7 separate regions of the Mus musculus genome follow, and regions 1, 2, 3, 5, 6 and 7 are each linked to region 4. Evidence: chromatin loops called from intact Hi-C (ENCODE). Cell type or tissue: heart. All regions are shown on one strand. Region 1 holds the start of Max (Max protein). Region 2 overlaps Gm35240 (a long non-coding RNA gene). Region 3 overlaps Gm35041 (a long non-coding RNA gene). Region 4 holds the start of Fntb (farnesyltransferase, CAAX box, beta). Region 5 has its middle 82 kb from the start of Gm35440. Region 6 overlaps Gm35041 (a long non-coding RNA gene). Region 7 holds the start of Fut8 (fucosyltransferase 8).

Region 1 (4,000 bases), 120 kb after region 4:
CTCTCTAATCTATGCCTATTTACTCCTAAGTCTCAGACTCCAGACAAGAAAGCATGGGGTCAACCCAAAGCCAGAAACACCTACAAAAAAACCCCATTAATATAAAAAAATCTAATAAGTTACTGATAACATTATATGGATGCATCCATCACCTTTCAGCAAAGCTGTCTCTAACAGTGCCACTCTTCAACATTTTTTTTCTTCTCAAATGGAAAGTCAAGACCACAAAAAGCTGTGCCACTTTCAATATTTAACTTCTAGCGCCTCTCTTTTTTCCATTGTCGTTTTTTGGGGAATATCATGCTTTTCTAGATCCTAGGAGTCTGCAGTAGTCACATGACCTTGGCTAAAGGCGATTATTACATGTGCCTGCAACTTCACACAACTATGGAGATACTGCTTAAAGTTTACCTGCTCCTAAATAAAACCTAGCCAGTTTGCTCTGAAATAACACTACCATTCACTTCAGAATGCCCTTCCATTTCTCACATATCTCCGCCGCACTGAACACTACAGAACAACTCAGTTCACAGCACAGGCCTCCTCACTTGCCTGCCTACCTACCTACCTACTCACTAGAATCTACCACCTGAATATCAAGAATCATGTGGATTTGCAACGCCCCCCTCCTCCAACCCCAACAGACTCAACCTCACCTTAGCGGTTAAGAGGAGTTTACAAGAGTATTAAAAGTAATAGAACGATCTCTTTTTCTGACTCCAAAAAGAACCAAAACTGAACGGAAATGAAAATGAAATGGAGAGTAGGAGACGTACCGCAGATTGAAACCTCGGTTGCTCTTCCTGGAATAAGAGAGAGAGAAAAATAGAAAATACAGAAGTTATTTTCACACTTCGAATTCAATAATAAGAAAGAAAATGCCGGCGGCGGAGGAAGCAGCGGGTGGGGAGTCAGTCTGACACCCCTCCCTCCCTCTTTCCCCTTCCACTCTCTCCAGCGAGATCCCGTAGCCTAGTTGGGGGGGGGGGGGGGGGGGGTTTCAGGCACTGCCCCTCCTTCTGGGATCCGAACCGGACAAGAGGGATCCGGAACACTGCCTGCTCTCCCTCGATCCCTCTAGGGCGTCAGAGCACTCCCAGCCCCTTCACCCCAAGGATCAACCGGTCACAGGAGGAGGGAGCTCATGGACCCAAAGAGCAAGAGCTGAGCGCTGGTCTCCTTGCCCAGGATCCGGAAGGATAATGGGATCCCCAGCCGGGCAGAGCGGAGAGGGAGGCCTCGACACCCTCCTCCACGGGAGAATGTGGGGGTCCCAGAGGCCGCGTGTCTGCTCCCACCTTCAGTCCCAGGAGGCCTCTCCGGACAGGACTGGAGGGGAGCGAGCCTGGAGCGCGACGCAGGCGGTCCCGGCCCCGGGGGGAGGGGGAGAAAAGGACGGAGGCGGCGGCGACCCGACCCCCTCCCGCCGTCGCCCGGCTGAGAACCCTTGCCGCTGTCCCCGCCTGACAACCCGAACGGAAAGGAAGAAGCCCCAGGACTCACGTCGCTCTCCACCTCGATGTCATCGTTATCGCTCATTTCCTACGGCCCAGGGAGCGGCCACTGCAGCGGCGGCCGGGGAGGGGAGGGGTGGAGGGAAGGGGGAAGTCACCGACAACAACAAGCCGAGTGCCCCCACGCACACACTCACTCACTCGCTCACTCACTCACACACACTCACGCACACACAACACGGGCGACAACCACCTCACTGCAGCACCGGATCAACGGCGGCACGCACGCCCGATCGGCCCCCTAACACGTGACCGGGCTCACCGCGCCGGGGTAGCTGAGACTTGTAGTCCTCGAGCGTCGGATGGGCGAGTGAGAGAGAGCCAGAGAAACTACAAATCCCATCAGGAACCGCACACAGGCTTCGCCAGACTCGCTTGTTGACAGAGCTCAGGGCGCCTGCGCCCCGGGTGTTGGCAGCGAGAAGTGGCGCGGTGCCTCCCGGGAGATGTAGTCCACAGACCGCGAGTTGTCAGGAGATTTTCCTCCCCAGGCGGCGGAGAGGCTGCTGGGAAGACAGGACACGTGGAGGGAGCTGGGCTCCTGGAGCCGGCCACAATTCCGAGCTCTGGGCGCCCGGCCCAAGGGATTGGGTGGAGGCTCGGGGGTTTGGGGGCGGGGGGAGAGAAACTGGCTGCCAAAATAACACTGTCTCTTCTTGGCTAGACTGCTTTTACATTGTCTCGTTTAATGCTTGAGTCGCTCCACTTGCGCCCTGGGGCGTAACCCTCCCGGGAAGGAATCACGCTGTGGCTGACCAGGGGGCGCGGTCGAGATGCCCACGCGGGCCCTCTGTTATCTGGGTTTAAGGTGTTAAGAGACATTACGGGACAAACTAAAGGACCGATTTCGCCGGGTGTCCTTCATCTCAAGAATCTTGCTTTCATTTGTCCGAGAGAACTGTCCTTGCTGGGCTTGAGTGTTTACAAAACCTCTCGTAGGTGCAAGTAAAACCTACCTTCTGTTTGTTGTAGCCGGAGCAGATTAGGGAGTGCCCCAGTTTATAGAGAACTTTAATTAACTGCAAAAAGAATCAAAACGGGAAAGTTGTGCAGCTCCCTGTCCAGTTAAGGTCATACATAATGCAACGAGGTATGAAGTGTAACTACATTGTCCCCACCCGCATTTAGCTAAGTATCTAATATGTGGCAGCCCAGGAATGGCATGATGTGTCCCCTCAAAGACTTCACAGCTTTGAAAGCAAAAACCGGACTACCCTGTCACCATTTTCAGTGTGCACCAGGTCCTCAATGAAACAACAAACAAACAAACAAACAAACAAACAGTAATAATAAGGTCATCTGAGAAATTAACCAGACTACCACTTTACAATTGATCTTCAAAATGAGTGCGGTCTTGAGTTTGATTTATGAGTTAATGTTTTTTGAGTAAAAAATCATTTAACCCCTGACTATTGAGTGCAGAAACTTGGTGGTGTAATACAATCTTTCTGACACCTAGCCCAGGCTGGCCTTAAATGTCCGTGTGGCCAAGCCTAGTGATGAGAACACAGTCATAAGCAGACACTGACTCGTAATAGAAGTCAAGGGCTGTAAGGGAGACAAAGATGGTAAGAGGGTTTTTTGTTTGTTTGTTTGGTTGGTTGGTTGGTTTTTCGAGACAGGGTTTCTCTGTGTAGCCCTGGCTGTCCTGGAACTCACTCTGTAGACCAGGCTGGCCTCATCTCTGCCTCCCAAGTGCTGGGATTAAAGGCATTTGCCACCACTGCCTGGATAAGATAGTAAGAGTTAACTGGATACCAGAAGTAGAGACAATGGATGATCACCGCAAACCCTCCTTATATATCTACCTGCAATGTGCAATGTGCAGAGTGCATCCTTAGCTGCAAGTTAGTTTTTTGGGGGATTAAAAAAATATATCTCATGCCTGTTCCATGCCCCTCCTCAATGAAGTCAAAGCCTTTGGGAGGTGGGTAGGATCAGTAAAAGACAGTTTTTAATGATCTTCAGGTGGTTCGTATGTGCAACCTAGAGGATGCCAGGATAAAGGCAAGCTTTCACTGAATTATATACTTTGAAAGAGTGGGCTTTATGATTGATATGTTAATAATTATGCATCAACAAAGCTGTTATAAAAATAATCTTCGCTCACATGGCTAAAATCTAAGAAGTAAATTATAAAAACACTGTAGGGAAAGCGGATATGCCAAGCAGATTGTACAGCAGCAAGCGATATGAATTTCGAGGAGATGCCAGATTTCAGGGAGGGTGGGGGGTAATGGCCGGGTGTTCTCTGAGGCTGCCAGGACAAGGACTGGGCCTACAAAGCCTAAACTAGATTCTGCTCACCATAGATCTCCACATGTTGAAAGGACATCTGGAAAAATGGAATAAAGGCTTTCCAGGGCCGGGTGGTGGTGGCACACGTCTTTAATCCCAGCACTCGGGAGGCAGAGACAGGCAGATTTCTGAGTTCGAGGCCAGCCTGGCCTACGGAGTGAGTTCCAGGACAGCCAGGGCTACACAGA
Region 2 (4,000 bases), 730 kb after region 4:
CTGCTGGTATTAAAGATTGGAAGCAAACAAGCCGCCAGCCTCAGAGCTGTCCAAGCCCTAGGAAAGCTCTGGGGTGCTCAGGGCACACCCAACAGAGACCAGAGCCTGCAGGTCAGATTTCAGGATGACTGGCTGAGAGTGGAGGACCCTGGTGAGCAAATTAGCAAGGAGAAGGTAGCACAGGGCTGGATTTGGTGGCTGCAGGGTCCCTGAGACCTGTCACCATTTCTTTCAGATGAAGCCATCTTATGTTTCCATGCATATTGGAAACACAGACCATTTCAAGTTCTACACTGAGCTAGAGGAAGACATTGTTCAAATGTGAGACGCAGGAGAGTGCAGATTTGAGACCATGCAGAGTCCTCGGATGGAAAGTTAAACGGGAAGAGTGAGTGGGAGTGTCTCCAGAGGTACTGGCCTTGCCTGTATCACGCAGACTGCCTCTCTCTTGCTGGTATAAGGATCATATTCCCAAGTACAGTTCATATTTATACCCCGATTCCCTTGTTGCACTCGCTGGTATCAGTTGTTTTTAAAGAGGACACCACTGTGTATTTTTCCCCTGGCTCAGCAACTTCCGGAGGAGTTCTGTTATGCCACCGCTCTCTGTGTGGTTCCGTTCATATCTTTTTGGCATTAGGTTACAATGCCTGGACCACATTCCTGCTGACCTCAGTTCACTGGTCTTGGGGATGCCCTGCGTCGACATCTGAAACGGCAGCAGGGCTCTATGAAGGGGAGGCTGGGCAGCTCCAGGGGAAGTCCTGAGCTATGCAGGGATGAGGATGAAGTGGCAATGCTGAAATCCCTGTTTGGGGGCCTGAAAGTCATTCATTTATTCACTACCCCACCAGACAATGACAGTTGTTTATCTGCCCCTGTAGGAGCAATACACTACAAGATGAGCCTATGCCTTTTAAGGACAAATATTTCATAGTTAGAGGTCTTTTCACATTGCGGTCAATTGCTGGCTAAAGTGGACTCGATTCTCTTCTTGTATCCGATTTTATTTTTATATTGTCTTTGCAGTTTCCTCCCCTTAGAGACGACTCTGCCCTTGAATGTCCGATGTTCTTCTGACCAGTAACAATGGCAGGAATAATGACACGCAGTTTGGCCATCAGTAACTGAGCACTTCAGGACCCAGCAGAAAGTCACCCTGTGTCGGAAGAACAGAGGTTACTTGGAGTAGTAGCCATCCTTCCCTGATGGTTACCTTCCTACCTGCTGTGCTCTAGTCAGTGTAAGTTCATCTACCCCCTCATCCCCTGCTGACCGAAGAGACACCAGTGAGGCCAGGTGAGAACAATTGTCTTAGTGACTCGTGGACATACCCCTCAACTGTACTCTTACAAGTCACTGTTTTAGGATAATTTCTAATATGGCAATATCACACACACACACCAATTGGGGAGGAAAAGCATGGCTATAACAAGGGCACCTTTACTGTATTTACCTTGTGCTTATGGTAGTGAGCACTTGGTGATGTTGGTCAGAGCAAGCAGAGGGAGGGGAATGGGGAGGCATTCCTGGTGTTGCCTAAAATGGAGCCCAGACTTGACTAGCTGGTTGGACACAGTGTTAAAGGAAATGAGAGGATGCTAATAAGACATACCCTTCTCAGGGATTCAGAGGAAAGAGAGACTACGTTGGGTGGCAATAAGGAAGGGGAGGCCACATAACAACAGGAGCTCTACTCTGGGCTCCAAGAAGGGAGGAGTCTGACTGTTTATCCCTCATAGCCTTGTCATTACCTCCTGTAATGTGAGAGGAACTTTTGCTACTGGGTCCTCTGTCCTGTGGGCAAGGGGGCAAGGGGATTCATACTTATATGATTTATTAGACCATCAAGCCTGCTGTGTGCCCTGGGTGTCAAGGAGCCAGGACATCACAGCCATTTCTATTGATCATGACTGGTTGGCTGTTCTGTGTACTGAAGCAGTAGGAGGGGACTCTCAAGGAACATCTGTATAGGCTCATACTACTGATATAGGCTGCCTCTAAACTGGACTTCGATTCTACTCTATAAAGAGTGGTCTTCAGGGGCACCTCTGTCAGTTTCAAATGGACGGCTTGCTAGACAAGTGGAGTCCTTGGTCCCCCGAGCCTCCTATTTAGGGATTAGGGGAATAAGAATCTGCCCATTTTGCAATCTCTCCTGATGGTGCTTCAAGGACTGGAAAACCCCTTTTTGAAGTATCCTGTCCTATGCCTGCAGGACCAGTAGGGGGCCTCATGTAGAGGCAGGCCCCATGGCCAGGGAGCAGGTCCAGGGCTCCCTTAGTTCTTGACAGGACTGGTTTTCCATACTATATTCCTCTCCCTGTGGCTTCCCCAAATATTTCCAAACTAGAATTGCCAGAACAGACTTTTCTAAAACGCATGCTTCAAGGCTCCATCTGAAATGCAGTAAGTCCAAATCTCATGGGCTAGGGCCCAGGAATAAACATTTAATTCTAAGAAAGAAAGAAAGAAAGAAAGAAAGAAAGAATAGATGATAGCCCCAAACAAAGTTTCCAGTGGTCTTTGTGCTCAGTCAGTTATGGGAATGACTGGGTTGCTCCTACTCTGCATCATATATAGGTGACGCTCAGCAGTGACCCATTCTTAAATCAATACTCAAGAATCAAAATCCATAACCAGCTTTTTGGTATATTTACTTGGGCCTTTGTGCTTGTTTTCCCCTTTTATTTTGGGGGCGCTCTGAGTCAACTAATTTTTGAGTCTTGGGAAAACAGAGAAGAATAATAACCATGAGCTTGTGGGAGGCAAACTGAGACAACATACCATCTGCAGTGAAGTCGGCATAAATCCCCCAAATGGCACCGAGCTGCCAAGATGACTCTCTAAGGCTTCCTGTCTGCCTCAGTGGAGTGCGGGCCCTGGAGAGGTTCAATTATCCTCCACACATGTGCTTTTAGGGAGCCCAGCAAGAGAAGGATCTGGAACGCTCAGTAATGAGGTTCCCAGGGTTTCAGAATAAAGGGAAGGGCAGGTAAATGGGAACTCGACTTGCGATTCTATTGTGGCTGTGATTGCTAATCATTACCCAATGTTTCGGTTGTGATACTTGCATTATTGACCTAATTGAAAAATAACTGGTGGAGAGTGTCCCTATTAGAGACACATAGTACAATTCAATATGCATTCACTCCTCCACAATCATCAGTTTGCCATGTACGGAACACCAGACAACTGAGATGACTTCTGTTTCTTTGCTGCTTATGGGGTGATGGGAGGCAAAGAAAGATGCTAAGGAGTTGAAGGGGGATACTCAGTTTCAGAAAAGTCAGGAGCTGTTTAGGGAGCATGTGGAATTTGACTTGGGCCTTGAGAAGGTAGCTTTGGAGAGGGAAGCTAACACAAGCCATGAACAGGACAGGCAACTGTAGGATAGGTTTGGGAAGACTTCGGGTTTTGTTGTGTATTTTTATTTTTGTTGTTAGGAGACTAGAGAACTTTAAGGCTAAGAAGATGCTGATGGCAGTCTGGATGCCTGAGGTCCCTGGAGCACTGGGTATCTTTTCACCATTTACCAATACCCAGGAAAGATGCCACCAACACATCCTGGCAACATTTCACTAATTCCACACAGGCTCAAGAGTCCGTTCTTACCCTGTGCTCTACAGAGCCACTAATCACATGGAGTTGGCTGATGAGGAAAGACTCCTTCTAGGCTCCCTCCCTCCCCTGCCCCTTTGGTGAGCAAAGGAATTAACATCTCTAGAGACAATGTCTGGGGGAGAAGGTCTTTTGTTTCCACTTGAAGCTGTATATAATCAAACATGAACCGTTGGATGATTAATCTGTAAACAGACTCTGGGATGGAACAGGCAAGGATGGGGAGTGAATTAATCTGGCAGGTAAACTAGGAGTCTATTGCAGTAATTCAGCTGGGAGCAACCAAGCCCATAATTAGGGCAGTGGTGATGGACACAACACGGGAGAGAGAGAGGCGGAAGACTTTTTGAGGGTACAGTTGCAAGGTCTGGAAGCTCAC
Region 3 (4,000 bases), 170 kb after region 4:
TTCCGAGAGACAGTGAGACCGGCTTTGACAAGCGCAGTGTATTGGAAATAACACTTCTAAGGCAGAGCTGTAAACCACCAGCAGCTTCTATTTCTGGATGCTATTGCCAAGTCTTAGTGTTCCCTACTGTGAGGAATGCCAGTCGAACCACAAGCAAGGAGAGGGGCCATATGGATAAATGCCGAAGGACGTGGTGCCCAAGTGAAATATTATATAAGACCTTTCTATATAGCCTCCAGGTGAATGACCCTGAGCAGAGGCGTGTGGAACAGAAAAGCCACCCAAGACAGTCCTGTTAAATTGCTGCTCCACAGAAGCATAAGCAAAAGAGATGGTTGATTTAACCCAGTAAGTTTTAGGGTGGTTTGCTGTCTAGTGAAAGAAAACTGAATCTGACACAGTGAAACCTAAGGGACTTATATCACACACCAACATGACCCCGACAGAGAAAGCACTATATCCCGTGGATAGCTAAAACTCTTTGTCGCTGGGAGCAGAGCTCAGACACACTCCTGGTTCTAGTATGGTCTACAGGATGTCAGGAGCTCCTTTCTTTTTTATTATTTTCTGTACATTGTTCCATCTATTTTTTTTTTTTTAGACAGACTCTCTCCTTGTAGCTTTGGCTGTCCTGGATCTCTCTCTCTCTCTGTAGACCAGGCTGGCCTTGAACTCACAGAGATCCACTTGCCTCTGCCTCCCGAGTGCTGGGATTAAAGCTGTGGCCTGGCATTGTTCCATCTTTTCTTAAAAAAAGAATGTACTTTATTTGCTTGAGTGTGTGTGTGTGTATATGTGTGTGTGTGTATGTGTGTGTGTGTATGGGTGTGTGTGTGTATGGGTGTGTGTGTATGGGTGTGTGTGTATGGGTGTGTGTGTATGGGTGTGTGTGTGTATGGGTGTGTGTATGGGTGTGTGTGTATGGGTGTGTGTGTATGGGTGTGTGTGTGTATGGGTGTGTGTGTATGGGTGTGTGTGTGTATGGGTGTGTGTATGGGTGTGTGTATGGGTGTGTGTGTATGGGTGTGTGTTTGTGCATGCCCCTGAGCCCATCGTGCATACGTAGAGGTCAGAAGACACTGTTTTTGAGGGCCAGTTTTCTTTCCCCCAGACCCTCTTGGTGTTTCTGCTGCCGCGGTTCTTACTCCAGGAGCGCTGGTTTAGATGCTTCCAACCAACTCTCTCCTTTCTGCCTACTGTCTCTCTACAGGAACGCTGGGATTTCTGATGTGTGCTACCGCCTCTGGCTCCTCATCTCCCACCAGGAATCTGATTCTGGTCATCAGGTTTGCATGGCGAGCCTTTTACCCATTGAGCCATATTTCTGGCCCTTCACTATATTTTTAAAACATTCCACAGAATTTGTAAGACATCTAATTTACCTAACAATAGGAGATTGGGCAAATAATTTATGGTAAATTCACTTCACTTCACAAACAAAAAACCACCCTCCCAAAACTCATAATAAAATAAAACCCTTGCAAGAGGTTAAGAGCAGTGGTTGCTATTACAGAAGACCCAGGTCCATCTCTGGCACTCACACGGAGGCTCATAACCATCAGTAACTCCAGTTCCAGGAGGAATCTCGTGCCCTCTTCTGGATTCCAAGGGAACTGCATTCATGTGGTATACATATCCACGAAAGCAAAATACCTATAGATAAAAAGTAATAAAATAAACATAAAGATGTCTATTGGTAGCAAGAGATATTCCCTATATATTATGTAATACTATGAGCCTATTTAAAAACCTTACCTGCCTTTTTTAAGGGCATGTGAGGACTTGCAACGTGGGAGAGTAAAATAGGGAAGCTTTGCATTTTCTTATTTGAGTTTCCTGAGATAAGCAGGATAGCTTTTCCAGCATGATAAGACAGTACAGAAGTGTTACCGCGGATTCAGCACTGACAGGGTGGAGGAAGTCTGTTGTAGTTCCCAGGAGAAGTGGAATCAGGCTGAATTGACTGGACTTAAATGAAAACACCTGTGGTCTCTTCATCCCCCCCCCCCCCTTCTTTTAGACAAGGTCTCATTATTTAGCCCTGGCTAGCCCAGAACTCACTGTGTAGACCAGGCTGTCCTGGACCTCATAAAAATCTGCCTGTGTCAGCCTCCTGAGTGCCGGGATTAAAAGCATGTGCCATCATGTTCAGCCTTCTGGGCACAGAACTCAACCCCTTCAGGTAGGCTACCTGTAATGTGTAACATAATAGGAGGTGATGTCTGGTTTCTTGTAGACTCTTGAGTACAGCAGCAATCAGAACTCTGGTGACCGAGAGGACGCCTTGGGAGACTTTCCTATAGTTATAGCCATTAAGCACACTTTTACTTTAATAAGCCAGGAAATGGGGCTCTGCTCTTGATTACTTAGTTATTTTCCTCGGCAAAAGCAGGGCTCCCAGGGCTGGAAAAATGGCTCAGCAGTTAGGAGCACTTGTTGCTCTTGCAGAGGACAAACCAAACTAAACCAAACCAAACCAACAACAAAGCAAAGCAAACCAAACAGAACACCAGGGCGCTAGTGAGACGGCTCAGTGGGTAAAGGTGCTTGCCTCTATCCTGACGATATGAATTTCGTCTCCGGTACCTTCAGAGTGGAAAGAGAGGACTGACTTTTAAAAGTTGCTCTCTATCCACCATGCATGAACCCCTAACAAACAAACAAATGAATGAATATCAGTGCTGTAGAAAGATGTCCATAGGTACCGAGTGATGTTCCTCATATATACTATGAAATGATGGGATCCTACTTAAAAACTGTATGTATAGAGTAAATAAATTTCCAGGAAAGGCAGTGAGATGACCCGCTTTTCTCTTCTGTTGAAAGTCTTGTTTCAAGCCATGTGTGGTGGCACGTATCTTTAGTGTCAGCACTTGGGAGGCAAAGGCAACAGATCTCTCTGAGTTCAAGGCCAGCCTGGTCTACATAGAGAGTAACAGGATAGCCTGGGCTACATAGTAACCACATCCCTCACTCAAGGAAAACCTTCATTTCCTTAGGGGAACCTCCCCATTCTGTTCTTGTGGTTGGAGACCTCAGACAGTGACCATGGGGCTGACTAACATAGTCCATTCTTCTGGCCTCAGAGGAAAGCGCCACAGATAGGCATATGGGTGAAACCAAGTCAGGAAATTCATTCCTAGGCCTTTTCTGGAGTTTCTGAGCCAGGGTGCACTGGGTATTTGAGTCACAAAGCCAGTAGGTTGTGAGCTGAGAGCTAATGGAGGCATCTTAGAGCAAGCATGTTAGAGAGTAAAGCTAACAGGTGACACTGTGAAGGTGCTTAGAGCAAGCCTGTGGAGAGTGATGTCAACCTGTGCCATCAACACACGTCAGCAGCTGGGGAAGGCGAGCATCTTAGGGTCCTCTTTTGGGGACATGCGTCAGCTGCAGCAGTGTTTACTCTTGGGTCTCTCAGCTGCATGAACTAATAAACTGCCCCCCCCCACTCCTCTCTTTCCATTCTCTCTCAGGGTGGTCTGAGTGGGTTTTCTTTCATAGAAAAAGCTGGAGAAGGTGAAGTTTGTGTAAAGCCTGGAAGGTTGATCAGTCTCCTTCTTTATACGTAGTTTATGCCTCCCACCCCCATCCCCCCTCCCCCTCCCCTCTCCCCTCTCCCACCCCCTCCCCCTCCCCCCTCCCCACCCCATCCCCCCATCCCCACCCCCATCCTCAGTGCTGAGATCACACCTGCACTCATACTTATCTCTGTGACGTCCAGTTTAGCTTTATTGATTTAAAAACTTTTTTTTTTTTTAAATAAACAGGACATGATGGGACATGTCTTTAATCCCAGCACTTGAGAGGCAGGAGCAGGCTGACTCTGAGTTCAAGTCCAGCCTGCTCTACAGAGCGAGTTCCAGGAGATCTGGAGCTACACAGAGAAACCTTGTCTCAAAAAATTACATCTTGATTAATTAGTTGGTTTATGAATTAATTTGTAGTGTGCATGAGAAGAGGACACACTGCATGCCTTGCCCAGAAGTGGAGGTCGGAAGAG
Region 4 (4,000 bases):
TGTGTGTGTGTGTGTGCGTGCGCGCGCGCCTGAGTGTGTATATGTACCATGTGTGTGTGAAAGTCTGCAGAGACTAGGAGAGGGTGTTTAAAAGCCTAGAACTGGAGTTAAAAGAGTTACAGGTAGTTGTGAAATGTCACATGGGTTCTGGGAACCCAACCCAGGTCCTCTGCAAGAGCATCAAATATTCTTTACCAATGAGCCGTCTCTCCAGCCCCATAAAGATTTCAATTACACCTGTGTGTCTGTGTGTGGTTAGATGCACATGAGTACAGATGTACTTTAGAGGTCAAAAGAGGGCATTGGATCCCTGGAGCTGGAGATGAAGGCAGATGTGAGTGGCCAGTTAGGGTGATGGGAAATAAAAAGGTCCTCTGTAAGAGCAACAAGTGTTCTTCACCACTAAGCTGTCTCTCCAGCCTCACAGGGCTTTCCTAAAATCACCACTCTAACATTGTATTTGTGAGGTATATAAGGATATACTCATTCAAGGGTTATCAGAATTAACCGAAGCATGCACAAGTATATTTATGGCATGTTCCTTCAAATGCCGTTCTGTCTTCTTGCTGTCCTTCATTGTTTTGTTATAGATGGCTACTACTTTGGTTTTCAGCTTAAGAGACCTAAAGAAAGAAGGGTCTGGCTCAGCCACCAAATTTAATTAGAACTCAGTTTCTTCTGTCAGTTTCAAAGACATTTTTATTTTCTTTCCTTTCTAATTTCGAAAAATTTCATTCTGTGTGTGAGCCTGTATTTACTGTGCCTTCTCTTTTCTTTAAAGTTCTAGTTTGTTTCCTTTTTTTGTTTAATTGTTTCTGAAGAGAGAGAGAGAGAGAGAGAGAGAGAGAGAGAGAGAGAGAGAGAGAAGATGTGGAGTTGGGTGGATGGGGAAATTGGGAGGATTTGGGTGAGGGAAACTGTGATTTGAATATATTGCATGAAAAAATCATTTTCAAATATATACGTATGTATATATATATGAAACAGTAACATTAAAAACGTGTATGGGTATTTTGCCTGCATGTGCACATGTGCATTACTTGTGTGTATGTTGTCTGTGGAGGCCAGAAAAGGGCGTCAGATCCTCTGGACCTGGAGTTATGGGTGGCTGTAAGTCTCCAGGTGGCTGCTTGGAATCCTGTGGCGCTGCAGCCCCTGCTGAGCCACCCGTCCAGGCCTGACTCTATTATTATTTTCTGTCATACCATAATTGGAAGCTGTCAAATATTTATGTTCACTTATTTAATTCTGCCTATTCCTCAAAAATGAAATTCAGATGTAATCTAAGGAAAAGGGCATTGTAATTTTGTTCACTTCTGCATTCCTGGGCTCTGGCACGGAACAAGTAGCAGGAGCTCCATGAATATTTGTTGATATTTCTTTGGATGATGCATTTACACTCATTTCTTCTATGGTATTTTAGTTTCTTTTAGTTTCTGCCATTGCACTGTAACCTCCAAAGGAGAAAATTACAGTACTACATTTCTCTATCTCTGAGTATTGAGACCTGCAATTCTGCTAATGCACAGAAAAGCTGAGGCTTCTCCTAAGAGGCTGTCAAGGACCCAAAGGTGCATGGTAATTCTATTAGTTAATAGCGTGACTGAGGTACTCAAGAGAGATGTCAGAAATGCTTTTTTTTTTTTTTTTTTTTTTTAGGTTACATTCTTAGGGTTCTTGAACAGCTGAAATCGCAAGCTACTGCATTACAATTAGGCGAGAGCGAAACGTTGACGTTTTCTTTTTTATTATTTGCATAACGAACCGAGGCATCCTAGATCTCCTTTCTCCAGAAAGCTGATCTCCTGCAGCAGCTCATCTGTCCGACGGGGGGCGGCAGTATCCCAGTAACTCACTTCTTGAAGATGTGTAGGTGGGAGGAGAGATTCGCGTTCAAAATCTTTTTGACTCTACGGACTTTCCGTAGCGCCTTAGCCCGCTCGAGTTTCAATGCGCGTTGTTGCTGGATGAAGCTGAGTCCTATACAGCGCTCGCAGCTCTCCCGATCATGGCTTCTTCGAGTTCCTTCACCTATTATTGTCCTCCATCTTCCTCCCCTGTTTGGTCAGAACCGCTGTATAGTCTGAGACCTGAGCACGTGCGGGAGCGGTTGCAAGACGACTCAGTGGAAACAGTCACATCCATAGAACAGGTGAGGTGGCAGGACTGGGCGAGGCGCCCGCGCGGGGCCTTCTGGGAGTAGGAGTCCCTTTTGTAAGCCCGTCTCGGGGCAAAACTCTCCATGGAACTACAACTCCCGTAGTGCACTGCGCCCCCGCCCCCGAGCTCTAGGCGCCCAGACTGGGGCTTCCGAGTGGAGCGTTTTCGGGGCTTACTTGGGTAGGAGAGGGTTGTTGTCAGGGCTGGGTTTGGAGAACAGGACAGTACCCCTGATCTCTCTGCTTCGGACGTTGTAAAGGATCTTGTTTCGTGTCTGGAGTCCACAGCAGCCTGGGCGGACCAGGTAGTCCGCTCCGTTCTGTTTAGATGTCTTGAGGTTCTAGGACCGACCGCTCACTTTTCTTCACATGTTCGCAGTTTCCGGACATCTAGGGGATCGAACGGCCGGACTGTGGTCATGTCATCCCTAAATCGATTTAATTTCTGACCTATTGGGTCAGGTTGAGGCCTACCTCGTGGTGGGTAACCATTTGAGCACTTGCTGTTGAACGCTGGAAATACAGAAAAAGATAACAGCCCCTAGGCAAGAGCCTGGTTGGGCAAGACAGACTGGAAAACTGTATAGTTCGGAAAGCACAAAAAAGTATGGAGTTTGAACTGCTTGTGATTCACTAAGGCCTAGAGTGTACCAGACATGCCATTTTGAAAAGTGTTTTAAGGTGTGAGTAGTGAGTTGATAGCTTACATTTTTCTCACTCTCCATTTGGAATTGTTCCCAAATCGGTTGTTGTAGAGCTGTTTACCCATCTGTTACTAGAAGTGGTCAGGATGAGTCCTGTCGCTAAGGAATAGGCATTCAGCCACTTACTAAAATAAGATCTTACTAAGATCACTACTCAGGCTTAACTGTGGAGGGACCGGCTTCATCTTATCTTAAAGCTGTGAGCCTCTATTTAGGCAAAACTAGCAGCAAATAATGACTGTATAAAAATTTCAGTTTTTATGTGTGCGAATGTGTGTATGGCATGTGTTTGTACGTGTTGATACCAGGACACACAATATGTGGGTTCGGAAGATCCAACTGAAGTTGGCAGGCTTGCATAGGAAGCACCTCTACCCACTGAGCCATCTCTCTTGCCCTAAAGATTCATAACAGAACAAGGGATTGGACACATGGTTATTCACCTAGTAGCAGAGGGACTGTTTTAATCTTTGAGTCAATGCCTTGTGGGCTTTAGGGTAATAAAGGGAACTTTTTGGCTTCAGCTCTCTAACCTAGTTAACTGTGTCCCACAGAAGACTTTTATAAAACATTGCAAAGAAATCTTTCATCAGTGACAAAATCTTCAGAATCTTTGCAGGGTTTGGAGCAATTTGGGGTTTTTTGGTCTGTTTGTTTTTTCGAGCTAGGGTTTCTCTGTGTAGCATTGGCTGCCTGGAACTACTCCGTAGACCAGGCTGGCCTCGAACTCATAGAGATCTGACTGCCTCTGCCTCTCAAGTTCTGGGCTAGAACATGTGCCTCTACTACTTGGGTAGAGCGGTGTTTCTGTAGTTGATAAGACAACTACAAGCCTTTTCTTTTGAAGTTACAGGGTTAAACAGGACACACACACGTACACCATTTATATCTTTAACTGATCTGACTTAGAATAGCGGTTCTCAACCTTCCTAAAGCTGTGACCCTTACTATAGTTCTATAGTTCCACATGTTGTGGCCACTCCAACCATAAAGCTGTTTTAAAAAGCTTCACAACTGTAATCTTGCTACTGTTATGAATCATAATGTAAATAGCTTGTGTTTTCCAATAGTCTTAAGGCGACCCCTGTGACAGGGTGGTCATGACCCACAGGTTGAGAAACGCTGACTTAGCAGATA
Region 5 (4,000 bases), 830 kb after region 4:
TTGAGTTATCAAGCTCCTTACACTCCAAGACCCAGATGTTTTCTCTCAATTGAAAATTACCCAGCTTATTAATTCAACAGAGAACCCAGGAGAGCCCCCTTCCTGCTGGCCTCCCCAGCCTCACTCCTTACACAGAGACTAGCTCAGCTTTTCTTTGAGTAGCACTTATGCAGATCAAACAGTCAAGTGATGACACAGCATTTTGCCGCTTCTCTCTCAAAGACGCGTATTGAACAATTATGTGCGTGGGAGAGGCGCCAATAACGGAGCACCTACTCTCCTGCCAAGCTTCATAGCTGTTGTCCCCTATTCAGCTTCCTGAGAGGCCCACAGACTTGAGTTTGTGAAATGATTTGCCTAAAGCCATACAGGTACTTTGTAATAGAACCCCCTCGTCGTTCTGTTGAGGTAAAAAGCACACTCTTACCTTAAAGGAAACAAGGGGCAGTTTATTCTGGAGCTATTTTGAGGGGCCATGAGAACACAGATTTAGGTTAGCTCCAAATTCTATGTCCTAACGTGGAAGCGGTTTCATGAAGTTTTATAGTTTTACTGAGCAAAGAAAGTGGGTATAACCAGAGAGGTGATTGGTGACTCGCTTTTCTGTAGGTTTGAGATGTTCTCTGATGGCATCGGTAGCTTTTGGGTTGGTGGAAGCTAATGGTTTGCTAAGTTAGTAGATTCCAAAAGATTTTTAATCTATTAACCAAAAGATGCTAGTTCTGACACAATAAAAGGGCAAGGAATGATGGATCCAGAGGGCTAGAACTAGCCTCAGAGAAGGTAATTAGCCCCCCACCCCCACCCCCAACCTGACCTGTCACACTGCAGTCTCTGTACAGTACTGAAATTCTAACCAGTCAGCCAGTCTCTGCAGACACAGCTTCTTCTCAGGAGTTTCCGTTCTCAGTTCTTATCCCATTGTTATGGAACCCGACTTTGGTGTGTATGCATGTGGTGTGCAGAGGACGATGTCAGGTGTCTGACTTTTACTCCCTTGAGATAGGGCCTCTCACTGAATCTGGAATTAGGTGTGGCAGCCAGTAAACCCCACTGATCTCCGGTCTCTGTTCCCTATAGCACTGGGGTTACATGTGACAATACAACCTCTCCTGGCTTTTTACCTGGGTTCTGGGGATTCAAACGGGTTCTCCTGCTTGTGCAGTAAGCGCTATGAGCAGTTAATTCACCCCACCCCACCCCCGCCCCCAGCCCTGGAATTTGATTTTGAAGCCTATTTTTGTCCTTCTGGCTATGTGAAGGTGCCAGTGGCTCCTCGTCATCTTGTGAATTGGAGCCCACTACAACACTCTGTCCACAGGCTGAGAGTAACCACTGAGGGTCTCTGAATGCCAAGTGACAAGTGGGATCCCTGACAGCATGGTGACAGCAACCTAACAGCTTCCAGGATAGCTCGAGGCGGGTCTACTCTTCTTTTCTCCAGTCCTTACACATCACTCTGCCAACAAGAGCCAGAATAAAGGATGCTTTTTAACTACTTAAAGAGTTGAGAGGAGGCTTGGGACTCTCACCAGCCTTTCCAAAGAGAATAGGAGGGACCAGTTCAGCTTTCTGCACACGCAGGTCTAAGTCTCCAAGCTGCTCACATGCGCCCTCTGCAGGGCTCTGACAGCCTTGCGGAAGGAAGCTCGGCTGTGGGCCGCAGTGCTTCAAGAGCCCCCTCAGAGGATTTGTACCCCAGTCTGGCTCCTTGGTCTCTTTTCTCTCAGGAATTTCCCAGGTCTTGGATCTCCAGACGCTGAAACTCCTGGTCTCCTAGGCTGGAGGAGGTCTGCTAGCAGGAGTGAAATGCTCTCATACCTTCGAGGTCTTGTGTTTTGACCTTGACAGGGTTTACTGACTTGGATAATCAAAAATTAGATGTCCAAAGTTCAGAGTACCCAGTGCCTTTTTTTCTGTGCATGATGCCACTGTCTCTGTTTGTACAATTTGAGCTCCAGATTGTGATGTTATAAACGGGGGTGGGGGGTGGGGGGAAGGTAGGTCTCCTCTCTTTGCTTTCCCTTCCTGTCTGCAGCTGCACGAACCCCAAAACCTCTTCTTACACACACACACACACACACACACACACACACACACACACACAGAGAGAGAGAGAGAGAGAGAGAGAGAGAGTTGTTTTAGTCAGCAGCACAACTCCAGGAAGGAGGAGATAAATCAATGTTTGCTTAAGGAGTTAAAAAAAACAAAAAACTCCCCCTGGAAAAAACAAAATGTGATTTTTAAACTATCAAAGCAGGCTTTAGGAATCACAGAGGAAACTAAACCCTGGAAGCTGGTGAGTGGTACTGGGTACCACCAGACTCCCTGGGCTGTGATTAATCACCAGGTGCCATCTCTCTCCACCTGGCTCCCGCTTCCCTGCTATCCCTGGTTGGTCACCTCATCTTCTTCTGTCCCTGTGGGATCCCTGATCAGCCCACAGAGAAACAATTGAGGCCTAATGTTAAGATAAGATATACCCCCCACCACCACCACGTACACACACACACACTAGCTCTAATTTTAATTTTGACTTCAGCTCCTCATCATTGCTGTTTCTGTCTAAGATGTGACTGTGTCCCTGCTGTGCTGGCAACAATAAGCATCAACATCCCAAGAGACTTCTGGGATTTAACAGTGCTTTGTTTTGTTTTTGTGTCTATAGACAATGTCTCACTATGTAGCCCAGGCTGGCCTGGATCTCAATATCGTACTGTATCCATTTCATCAGTGCTGGGATTAAAGGTGCATTCAACAGCATCTGGCTTTAAGCACAGCTTCTTGCTATTGCAATCTAATTTTTAAAATGTCATGAGAGCCAGCAGCCTTCCTACGTAGACCTGGGCTTCCAACATGGTGTCAGTCTTGAAGCTTCCCTCTGATCAGACCTTCTAAGAGCAAAGAGCTAAATTTAGAAGTAAATAAAATAGAAGAGAAAAGAGGAAAAAATATCTATCCAAACAGGACATGTGACGAGGTGATTTTAAAAAGAGAGAAACCTTCTTCCACTGAGAAAACTTCCCAAATTGCATGTTTTATAGGACAAGAGCAGAAGCAGGCTCAGAATTAGGAGTTCTTATTGAAATTTTAAAATGAATACACATAAACGAATATGTATATATGAATTTCATATATGATTGGAACATAAACACATTCTAAAACATAAATATAGACTCAAAGAATACTCATAAACAAAACACACTCTCATAGCCATCACTCAAACCAGGAAACAGAATGTAAATGACACAGGACACACCAGGAGTCCTTTAGCCATGGCAGCCATTGCTCTTATTGACCAAGTTTGAGCTTTGTGGCTTTGTGGGAGAATAATCCCATAGCATGGACTCCTTTGTGCCTGCCTTCTTTTGTTTAACATTCTATTGGTAAGAGCAAGTATGGTTTATTCATTTTTCATTATTGTGCAGTATTCAACTGCCTGACTATATCATTGTGTAGCTAGTCTACCACTGATGGACTTTTGGGCAGCTTCTAGTCTGGTTCTTGTGAATAATGGTATTCTCAACAATGTAGTTTAGTCTTTGAATTCACATGGAGGCAGATCTAGTAGTGCTGTTATAGGGTCATGGAAACACACACACACACACACACACACACACACACACACACACCACACACCACTTGAGGTACTGACAAATTGTGACCAAAATAAATGAATTTAGACTTCTGGTAACCCCACACCCAGTAGTATCAACAGTCTGTGATCAGATAGGGGTAGGACACTTCGTGTTTGTCATTTAATCATCATTTCTCTGATATGCCAACATTAAATACTTATTTCTAAACTTGTATACTGTTTAGATAGTCTGTCATGGGATGTGTCTGTTCAAGCATTTTACCTGTCTCTCTATGGCTTTCTGTGATTCTCTTATTGACTTTGGGGCTTATGTGTCTGTAGAAGGGCATCTAGTTGGTCTGTTCTTATTGGTATTTGCATGGCTACACTTGCTGCATTGGGACTCCTAGAGGAGTACAGCCC
Region 6 (4,000 bases), 160 kb after region 4:
GTGTTCAAGGCCCGGAATCTGACAGGGAGTGGGGAATCGCCTAAGTCTCAGGTGTGTACCCACCGAGTCTCCAGGTCTCAACCCGCTCTACCCACCAAGCTTCCTGGCACGGTTTTACCTCCCACAGATTTCATCTTTCTCGGGGGTGGAGTCAGGGGAAGATTGAGGTGAGTGAATAGCGCCTCCAGAGGGACATCTGAGGAGATGCCAACCCTGGGGTGGGCTGCTGATCGTGGGGTCATCGTACCTTTGGCTTTGTGGTTTGGTTCTCTGTACCCCTCACCCCTGACCCTGGAATGCCTTGATAGCTGAATAGACAGCACATGGTGAGTAGATCTGGTCTCTTGGGCTTCTGGGAGCTGGGTTTTCTCAGCCGACTTGTTTCTATAGTTGGAAACTGCTCCCCGAGGCTGTGACTGGACCCATGTACTCCTTCCTCTGGGGCAAAGGCAGGCTCCTCATCCACCCGAGCAGGATAAAGTAAGAAGGGTATGGGTCAAGGCCGGCCATATTTTTCACATCAGGAAGTCTTGGGGTTCCTACAGAGACCCCTGCTGGGATGGGGCTTTTGCACTGAGGCAGGTTTGTGAACCAAAGGAGAACAGGGAATTGGGCACTGAGGCAAGGAGGCAGAGGGCAGAAGGAGGCTTGCTTTCCGAGATGTCACAGTGTCCCCAAGTCTCCTGTCCAGCTGGTTAGACAAGAAAAAGACAGGGAAGAAGGAGTGACAGGAAGGAAGGAGGAGTGATGGGAGGAAGGAGGAGTGACAGGGAGGAAGGAAGAGTGACAGGGAGGAAGGAGGAGCAATGGGGAAGAAGGAGTGACAGGACAGTGAAGAAGATCTTTGGGTGGGACAGAGCCTCCTGAGATGGTCTAGACTATATGCTATAGAGGATATTCCAACTGGCATTCCTCATTTCCCATTTGGAGTCAGTTTTGCTGGAGTGAGACTCACTTGTGTCTACTCATGAAAGTGTCCCAGTGGTAAACATTCCGGAATTCAGTTGAGTGAAAAATTTCATTTCTCCTAGAGTTAAACAATAGTTGGGGCTGGAACGGTTGTTCGGAGGTTGTGACACATACTGCTCGTGTAGAGGACCTGAGGTCAGTTCCTAGCATCCTAGATAGCTCACAACTGCCTGTGCCTCCAGCCATAGGGAGATCTGGTACGTCTAACCCCCAGAAACAGCTGCACTCATATGCACACCCCCACCTCCCACACACATACACAGATAAAAAAAAAAGAGGCAAGTTAGAGCATGTTAGGGCTAGCTTCTGCAGCTTGCGAGAGGTCACCTGCAAAATCGTCAAAGGCTTGTGAGTCATTATGTTTGTAGCTGGTGATTGGCCATGAGGATTTACACCACAGACATTGGCAAACAGAACAAATTAGGACCTAGCCCTGCTGGAGCCCTGGTAAATTCGAATTTACCAGAATGTTCTATGACACAGAATACCATTGGCCTCATGGTTTGAGTTCGCTATGGTTTTTGAGAAGGATGACGCCGGTGTCCACTTTGAGCTTCATCTCTGATGTTATAAGGGCTGAGTACGAGATTTTGGTCTACACTATCTTAAATGAAATCTAGGTCACCTTGCCTTCGGTTCTTTCCACTTCCCTTATCTTACACATAAACGAGAGAGACCAAGGCTGATGAGGATGGAATCTCCTGCATCTGGTGTCCCTAGTACCCTGTAGCAGCTGCAGCAACCCCTCTGAGCCAGTAGTATGGGGATGTCTGAATTCTCCTAGATGCCAGCAGAGGGCACTATAGGACCAAGGATGGGTCAGTTCCAGCTTCTAGTTGTATACACTCTCTGGGGGTGCTGGAGGGGGTGGTGGTGGTGGGGAAGCCAACCAAACAAAAACTAATTTGAAAGAATTAGAAAGAGGCCGAACTGAACTGGTAACTTTTAGGTGAGGCATCAATTTAAAACATTGCAGCACTTGTGACCATAGTAAAAATCTGTAGCACTTGGCAATTTACAAGCCCTTATGCCCACACCTTTTAAACCTGACAACCCCCTGCACAGGTGTAAGTGTCGCTGGGCAGCAGGAGATGCTGGTGTGTGCTCAGGAGGTAGAGGGTCTGTGGGTCAGTCCTGGTCCTGCCACTGATTTTGGACAGGACACAAAAGATTCAGATTGCTTTTGGGAAACTGACACACAACAGACACACACACACACACATAGTACATACATCTCACACACACACACACACACACACACACACACACACACACACAGCACATATAACACACGGCTCTGCATGTACCAAGCACTCAGGAGACATTAGCAGTTGCTTATTACAGATACAACTACACCAGGCACCTGAGCTGAGTGTGAAAACGAAGCCCCAGGCCATATCATTAGTAAGGGGAAAGCCAGAGCTGAAGCCCCACCTCTTCTAACTGAGGGTTCTTGCCTCTGGCCACCAGCTGTCTCCCAGCTGTCACTGTCACAGCTTCCAGCTGTGCTGACAATTCTGTCCCCCATGCTGGGGTACTTGGGGACTCCTTGATCTACCACCCATGTCATTAATTTGCTTAGTAACTTAATTTTCTGAGAGCCCCCCCACAGTTAATGTCAGTCAGCGGCTGGCTAACTGTGCCTCATGATCTAAGTCTGAATGCTCAAAATGAGCTCCATTTGCTGCTCCGGACAGTGTAAGCCTGGTTACACAAATTCAAATGACCTCAGGGCCAGCAGGGGGTGGTGTAAAGGGATAGTGGAAATTCTGGGCCTTCTGCCACGAAGTCGCCACACAAGCCTTGTTAGCTGTTTTTCCTTCCTTCCTTCCTTCCTTCCTTCCTTCCCTCTCTCTCTCTCTCCCTCCCTCCCTCCCTCCCTCCCTCCCTCCCTCCCTCTCTCCCTTTCTCTCTCTCTCTCTCTTTCTTTCTTTCTTTCTTTCTTTCTTTCTTTCTCTCTTTCTCAGTTACAGGCTTTTTTTTTTTTTTTTTTTTTTTTTTTTTTTTTTTTTTTTTTTAGTGTGTGCATGTTCATACAGGTATATGTGTATGTGTAGCTAAAGATCATATTATATGTGTGTCAAGGTTAGAGGTCAGCTTTGCTGGTTGTGTCTCACAAGCCCTTCACCTTGCTTTTTGAGGTAAGGTCTTATGCTGTTCTGGGGCTTGCAGACTCAACTTGGCTGGTAGGTCCCAGAAATCCTCCTGCCTCCACATTCTCAGCTCTGGAATTATAGGTCGCCTGTCACCATACACCTGACTTTTTTCCCCATGGGATCCGGGGGCTGAGCTTCGTCACTGAGCCATCTCTCAGCATCCCCACCCTCTTCACAATGCTTTTCAAGCACAGAAATTATGTACTGTTATGTGAAATAGCTAAACTGATATCCCCCCCTTTTAAGCTTTATAAAAGAGACCATGAAGACCCAAATACATTATGTTAGGGCATACACATAATGCGGCTACAGGCTAGCAATCACTGTGCAAGCCTTGGGAAGGGAAAGGAGGGAGATTTTCTGGCTACCGGCACCATTCCTAGGGTCAATAAAAGCATTCTACTTCTGTGTGGAGATCTTTATCAAAGCCAGTGAATTTTGTCCAATTGGCCATTTTCTCCCTTTAGCTGAGCTAAGGAGTTTTGCTCTTTCTGAGGGAATCAGTCCCTGTCCACGCAGTGTTGGAAGTTTCTGGATGAAGAATTAGCATGCTTAGAATCTGCTGCAACCTGTGGAGCAACTAGGCAAACTTCAGACAATCCCAACCTGCTTCCCTCACCCCCAACACATACAGTACACACACCACACACCACACACACAGTATACACACACACACACACACACACAGAGTACACACACACAGTACACACACACACACAGAGTACACACACACAGTACACACACACACACACACACACACATACATACACACACACACACACACACACACACACACACACACACACACACATTCTCCCCTCTACAGAAACCTGCCTAGAGGAGCCATCCCCACTCTGAGTACTGGGCCAGGAGCC
Region 7 (4,000 bases), 400 kb after region 4:
CGGAAGTTATCTACGCATTTAATAAATGACTACAGATTTGTTGAATGATGACACCCAAGCTTTTTGGCTAGATCATAATTCTGACTTCACCAGAGTTTTGTGTGACCTTCAATAAGCCACGGTGTTTTCTCAGAGAGCTTTATTTCGAAGAGACATTAACCCAGTCACAGGTCCGGAAAAGCTTCTCAGGGTGCGGAGCTCCTGAAGGCACAGGCATTTTTTTTTTTTTCCTTTTTAAAAAGCACTGTCCTTTGCATTTTAGAAACACAGTTCCTGATATAGAATAAACATTGGGAATTTATGAGAGTTATTAGGTAGGTTGCATTCTTGGCAGGCTACGACCTCTTTAATGTCTTTTCTGTGTTTTTTTGATTACTAGCATATAAAAGGGTGGCCCTGTTTACTCAGAGATACGTTTCCAAAGTATTTACTAGTATTTATCTGTGCTGGGAGGAATAATTGTCTTGAGGGCAGCTTTTCTACTCAGTCACCCGGCTGAGTCCTCAGGCTTGGGATCTGGTCCCCAGGCTACAGGGAAGAGTTCGGCACGGGAAGCTCATCTTCCGGCCCTCTGATTGGCCAGTTCGCACTCCACTCACTGGTTTTCCCGCTCTGATTGGCCCCGGCAGCACCCCTTCGGCCCGCGACTACTTTGTGTGCCCTGGCTGCGCGGCTGGGTCCTCCCGCCCAGCTCGCCCTCCCGGACGGTCTGTCGGAGGTAGCCCTTCGGCACTCGGCTCAGCATCGCGGGCGTCAGGATCCCCGAGTGCGAGCGGGTAGGAAGCATCCTAGGGAAAAGCCTCTCCTCTCCTGTACTCAATAAACTTCCGCCTCCGAAGGGCTGAGGCAGCAGCGGCTGCGAACGGCCGGGCTTCGAACTCGGGCTCTGCGGGGTTCTTTCTCTTCAGATGAAGACAGAGCCCGCAGGGTAGCCGGACCGCCCGGAGCCGAGGTGGCACTGTGTGCTGGTGCCTCAGCGGATGAGCAGCAGAGAGTACCCCGAAACTAGTACAGAGCCCTATTGAGCCCCAGCGGGGTGCGCCTCTGGGTGGTGGGCCAGGCCGGCCAGGGCGTGGGGAGCGCTGCTCCCCTCAGCCTCCGACCCTCAGGCGGCCTTCGCCTGTAGAGACCAAAGCCGGAGCCCGCGCGCGGCCGCTGTCCGGCTGGAACTCGGGTCCCGCCGTGGCCCGGTGGATGCTGCAGCTCCGCTGTCCACCCGCACAGAGAGGAAGGGGACGGGGCGGAGCCTGTGCACATGCCAGGGTCGCTGGAGGAGGCCGCGGCCGGCGCATGCGCGCCCTCCCCCAGCAGGCTGGGACGCCGAGGGGCGCGCGCCCCTCTCCGCGCGCGCACGCTCGCTCGCTCGCTCCCTCGCTCGCGCCGGCCGGCGGCTTCCCCGCCTGCGCTCCCGGTCGGAGCCACTCCGGCGCGTGCGCGCGTGGTCTCGGGCCGACCCGAGTGGCCGGGTTCTCTGGGCTCCAGGCCCCCGCCGCCCCCTCCCCGGCTCCCAGCCAACCCGTCCCTCCCTTTCCTCACGGAATGGGGCCGGCGCTGCTCGGGGTCGCGCGTCCTGGACCCGGCTCGCGCTCGGTCTCGCGCTGTCAGCCGCTGCCTGGCTCGCGCCGCCTTGCGCTTTCCCTCAGTCAGTGGCGCCGAAGGCTCCGTTAAGCGGCGGCCGCGGTTCCTGTTTCCGTTTCTTCCTCTCCCTTCAGTCGGGAGTAGCATCCTCCACCCCAGCACCCCTCCCACTCTCCCGCCGCGGCCAGCTGCAGCTGGAGGCAGCGGCGGCGGCGACGGGGGACGGCGCCGACCGCCTCGCTCCCGCCTCGGGTAAGGGGGCGTTAGGGAGCCGGGCCCCGCGCGCCGCGGACTCCAGGACGGGGCGGGCGCGGGCTCTGTGGAGCCTGGGCTCGGGGCGCTCCTTCGTCCTCCCGCCGATACCGGGCCTGTTGCTGCAACTGCTGCAGCCGTTGCTCAGCCAGCGGCCCCGGGAAAAGTGGGGAGGGAGCCTCCGGGACACCCCGGCGTAGCCTTGGCCCCTTGGGTGAGGGGCGCCGCGGCGTCGGGCATCCCAGGACCTATGGGATGGGGGCGGGGTGGGAGGTGTCCCTCAGCGAATCTCTGCATCTGCCGCTCCTTGCCCCCGCAGCCGGGTCCCCACGGTCAGACCGTGGGAAGGTGGGTTCCTTTGCTTTGCTTTGCTGTGTGGGCTTCTGGGGCTGGAAATCAGAGTGAACCTGCACAAAGATGCGTTCTGGCTAGTGGCTGAGGCAGGGTAGTTAATGGCCTGGGTGCCTCGGTATCCCCTCCCTTTGATCTGCGAATGACAAGCTGGAGGCTGTGGAGTGTCTCAACTTATTTGGGAAGGTTAAATGAGTCATATCAGCTCAGCGGAGGTCTGTCCTGCTGGAGTTGGGGTGGTTTGTCGGTAGCAGCACCTGTTCTCTGGATGTGGGCTTTGCAATCCTCAGAGACGTAATTCTTAAGTTAAATGGCACTGTCATGGTTAGGGTTTCGCACCCTGGTGAGCTTTTAGCGCTTTGCCTTAAACGTGGAGGCCTTGGAGAAAAGCAAAGAAAGTAGTGTTTTTCCTTGTGTCTAATTCTGCACGTTACTTTTAAGAAAACGCAAGAAGGTGAGCCCAGGAAAACCATATCCTCCCGTACCTCCCGTAGATCACTCCGAACTTAAAGGTTTCAGGGAACAAATGCAATGGAAGTTTTTATCAATTTAAGAGTTAAATTTATCACAAGTCACTGACTTAACTTTGCCTTTGCTCCGTAGAAACTCTTAAGAAGGTTTTATTTTAGTTGTCTTGTTCTTCCTGGGGTTAAGTGCTTATTTATTTTCTTGGTTAAAGTTCTGTGTAATATGCATACTTCTTTTAAAGGGTATATCATATATAAAGTATTTTAGGGGAGAAATTATATACTGAAGCAAAGAAGTAAGATGCTTCTTTTCTTTAAGGCAACATAGGAGTCTCTGACAATAGTACGCTCCTGTACATTGCTGTCCTTCTGATAAGAAGTCTTAATTATAAATACGACAGTATTTTAACACACATATATATAGCATTTGAAATTGCAGGCCGAGTGAAAATGTAGGGAACAAGAGACGACTAGGCTGTAAGCATATGAGGGTGGCTTGGAGGTTTGGGTTTTCAGTTTGCTGTTATAAATCGAGAATTCTGTTTGAGTTGAAGAGCTGAACAGCTGGAATGAAACTTGCATAGATTGCAGGAACGTGCAGAAATGTCTTTGATCAGATAGTGAGTTAATATGAAGGGTGTCTTGTGATCTACTAGGAGAGTGATTCAAAATAACTTAAATATGACACACTACAGATTGTATTTTAAGGATTTTTTTAAAATCTAAAAGTCATTTGAGGTTGTTTTCTCTGTAAGTCAGCTGTATTTGATATATATAGAACGGAGACCAAGACAATCATTCTGATTCTATAATGTGGTCTTTAAAAAAATAAAATCTAAATAATTTTTTTCCAAAGGAGTAACAGTGACCTCAAAAGTGATGAATTTTGAAATTTTCTAGTGTGTCACAAAATGTGTGTGTGTGTGTGGTTTTTTTTTTTTTTTTTTTTTTTTTTTTTTTTAAATGCAGTTATTTTAGGTTGGTCTGGAGGGGGAGCTAGTGCCAAAGCAAAGTGTAGCTTAATAGCTGTTTGAACTTTTTAAACATCTAACCAGATTTTTATGACCAGGAGAAGTATACATTTTTTTAATTAAAACACTAGAGGTATTGATGTGGACATAGTAACTGTTCATAGTTATTTGTGGGGTGTGTATATTGGATATTAGAAATTAGTTTTAGAAATCGATCATGAATAATGAAAGCAGGTGTTTAAGTGTTTTGAGTTTCTTATCTACAATTCTGAAAATGTGTACTACAACTTGAATGTGCTGTAGCATCTCACTCCTCTCAGGCAGTGCGTTGATAGTGGACTGTGCTCCTGACCCTCTGCTCGTATTGAGTATTCTTGCTTT

What was found. Peaks named below come from ENCODE experiments on the same cell type or tissue, not always from the same donor. Only the 100,000 strongest peaks of a DNase experiment are listed, where the experiment ranks them.
Region 1: a loop joins it to region 4, with 9 times the contacts of the local background. A loop is called at or near these places in 16 of 42 quality-filtered maps.
Region 2: it touches region 4 in a loop (5-fold over the local background); 4 of 42 quality-filtered maps call a loop at or near these places.
Region 3: it touches region 4 in a loop (4-fold over the local background); 3 of 42 quality-filtered maps call a loop at or near these places.
Region 5: it touches region 4 in a loop (4-fold over the local background); 4 of 42 quality-filtered maps call a loop at or near these places.
Region 6: it touches region 4 in a loop (4-fold over the local background); 7 of 42 quality-filtered maps call a loop at or near these places.
Region 7: it touches region 4 in a loop (3-fold over the local background); 9 of 42 quality-filtered maps call a loop at or near these places.

The regions. Positions count from the first base shown.
Region 1 is chr12:76,960,487-76,964,486 of GRCm38, forward strand. Max (Max protein) reads right to left here and starts at 1,762. Exons shown (of 4, transcript NM_001146176.1): 1 at 1,504-1,762. The coding sequence starts at 1,539. In heart, no CTCF peak of the experiment used is centred here; a DNase peak (open chromatin) is centred at 1,885; H3K4me3 peaks cover 2,478 bases; H3K27ac peaks cover 1,850 bases.
Region 2 is chr12:77,568,469-77,572,468 of GRCm38, forward strand. It overlaps Gm35240 (a long non-coding RNA gene), which reads left to right. Exons shown (of 4, transcript XR_381707.3): 2 at 1,030-1,243. Among named protein-coding and RNA genes, the nearest start is that of Gm35240, 17 kb to the left of the region's middle. In heart, CTCF peaks have their summits at 6 (motif pointing left) and 2,225 (motif pointing right); no DNase peak of the experiment used is centred here; H3K27me3 peaks cover 1,055 bases.
Region 3 is chr12:77,009,708-77,013,707 of GRCm38, forward strand. All of the region lies in intron 1 of Gm35041 (a long non-coding RNA gene), which reads left to right. Among named protein-coding and RNA genes, the nearest start is that of Gm35041, 39 kb to the left of the region's middle. In heart, a CTCF peak has its summit at 1,601 (motif pointing left); no DNase peak of the experiment used is centred here.
Region 4 is chr12:76,835,500-76,839,499 of GRCm38, forward strand. Fntb (farnesyltransferase, CAAX box, beta) reads left to right here and starts at 1,968. Exons shown (of 12, transcript NM_145927.2): 1 at 1,968-2,152. The coding sequence starts at 2,009. In heart, a CTCF peak has its summit at 1,827; a DNase peak (open chromatin) is centred at 2,192; H3K4me3 peaks cover 1,820 bases; H3K27ac peaks cover 1,242 bases.
Region 5 is chr12:77,666,399-77,670,398 of GRCm38, forward strand. No RefSeq gene overlaps it. Among named protein-coding and RNA genes, the nearest start is that of Gm35440, 82 kb to the right of the region's middle. In heart, a CTCF peak has its summit at 1,621 (motif pointing left); no DNase peak of the experiment used is centred here; H3K27ac peaks cover 781 bases; H3K27me3 peaks cover 130 bases.
Region 6 is chr12:76,998,498-77,002,497 of GRCm38, forward strand. The region is part of intron 1 of Gm35041 (a long non-coding RNA gene); the gene reads left to right. Among named protein-coding and RNA genes, the nearest start is that of Gm35041, 28 kb to the left of the region's middle. In heart, CTCF peaks have their summits at 1,742 (motif pointing right) and 2,702 (motif pointing right); DNase peaks (open chromatin) are centred at 1,754 and 2,644; H3K27me3 peaks cover 1,284 bases.
Region 7 is chr12:77,237,424-77,241,423 of GRCm38, forward strand. Fut8 (fucosyltransferase 8) reads left to right here and starts at 681. Exons shown (of 12, transcript NM_016893.5): 1 at 681-776. 9530018F02Rik (a long non-coding RNA gene) reads right to left here and starts at 1,803. Exons shown (of 1, transcript XR_003950200.1): 1 at 1-1,803. In heart, CTCF peaks have their summits at 1,635 and 3,650; DNase peaks (open chromatin) are centred at 608 and 1,318; H3K4me3 peaks cover 2,613 bases; H3K27ac peaks cover 2,110 bases.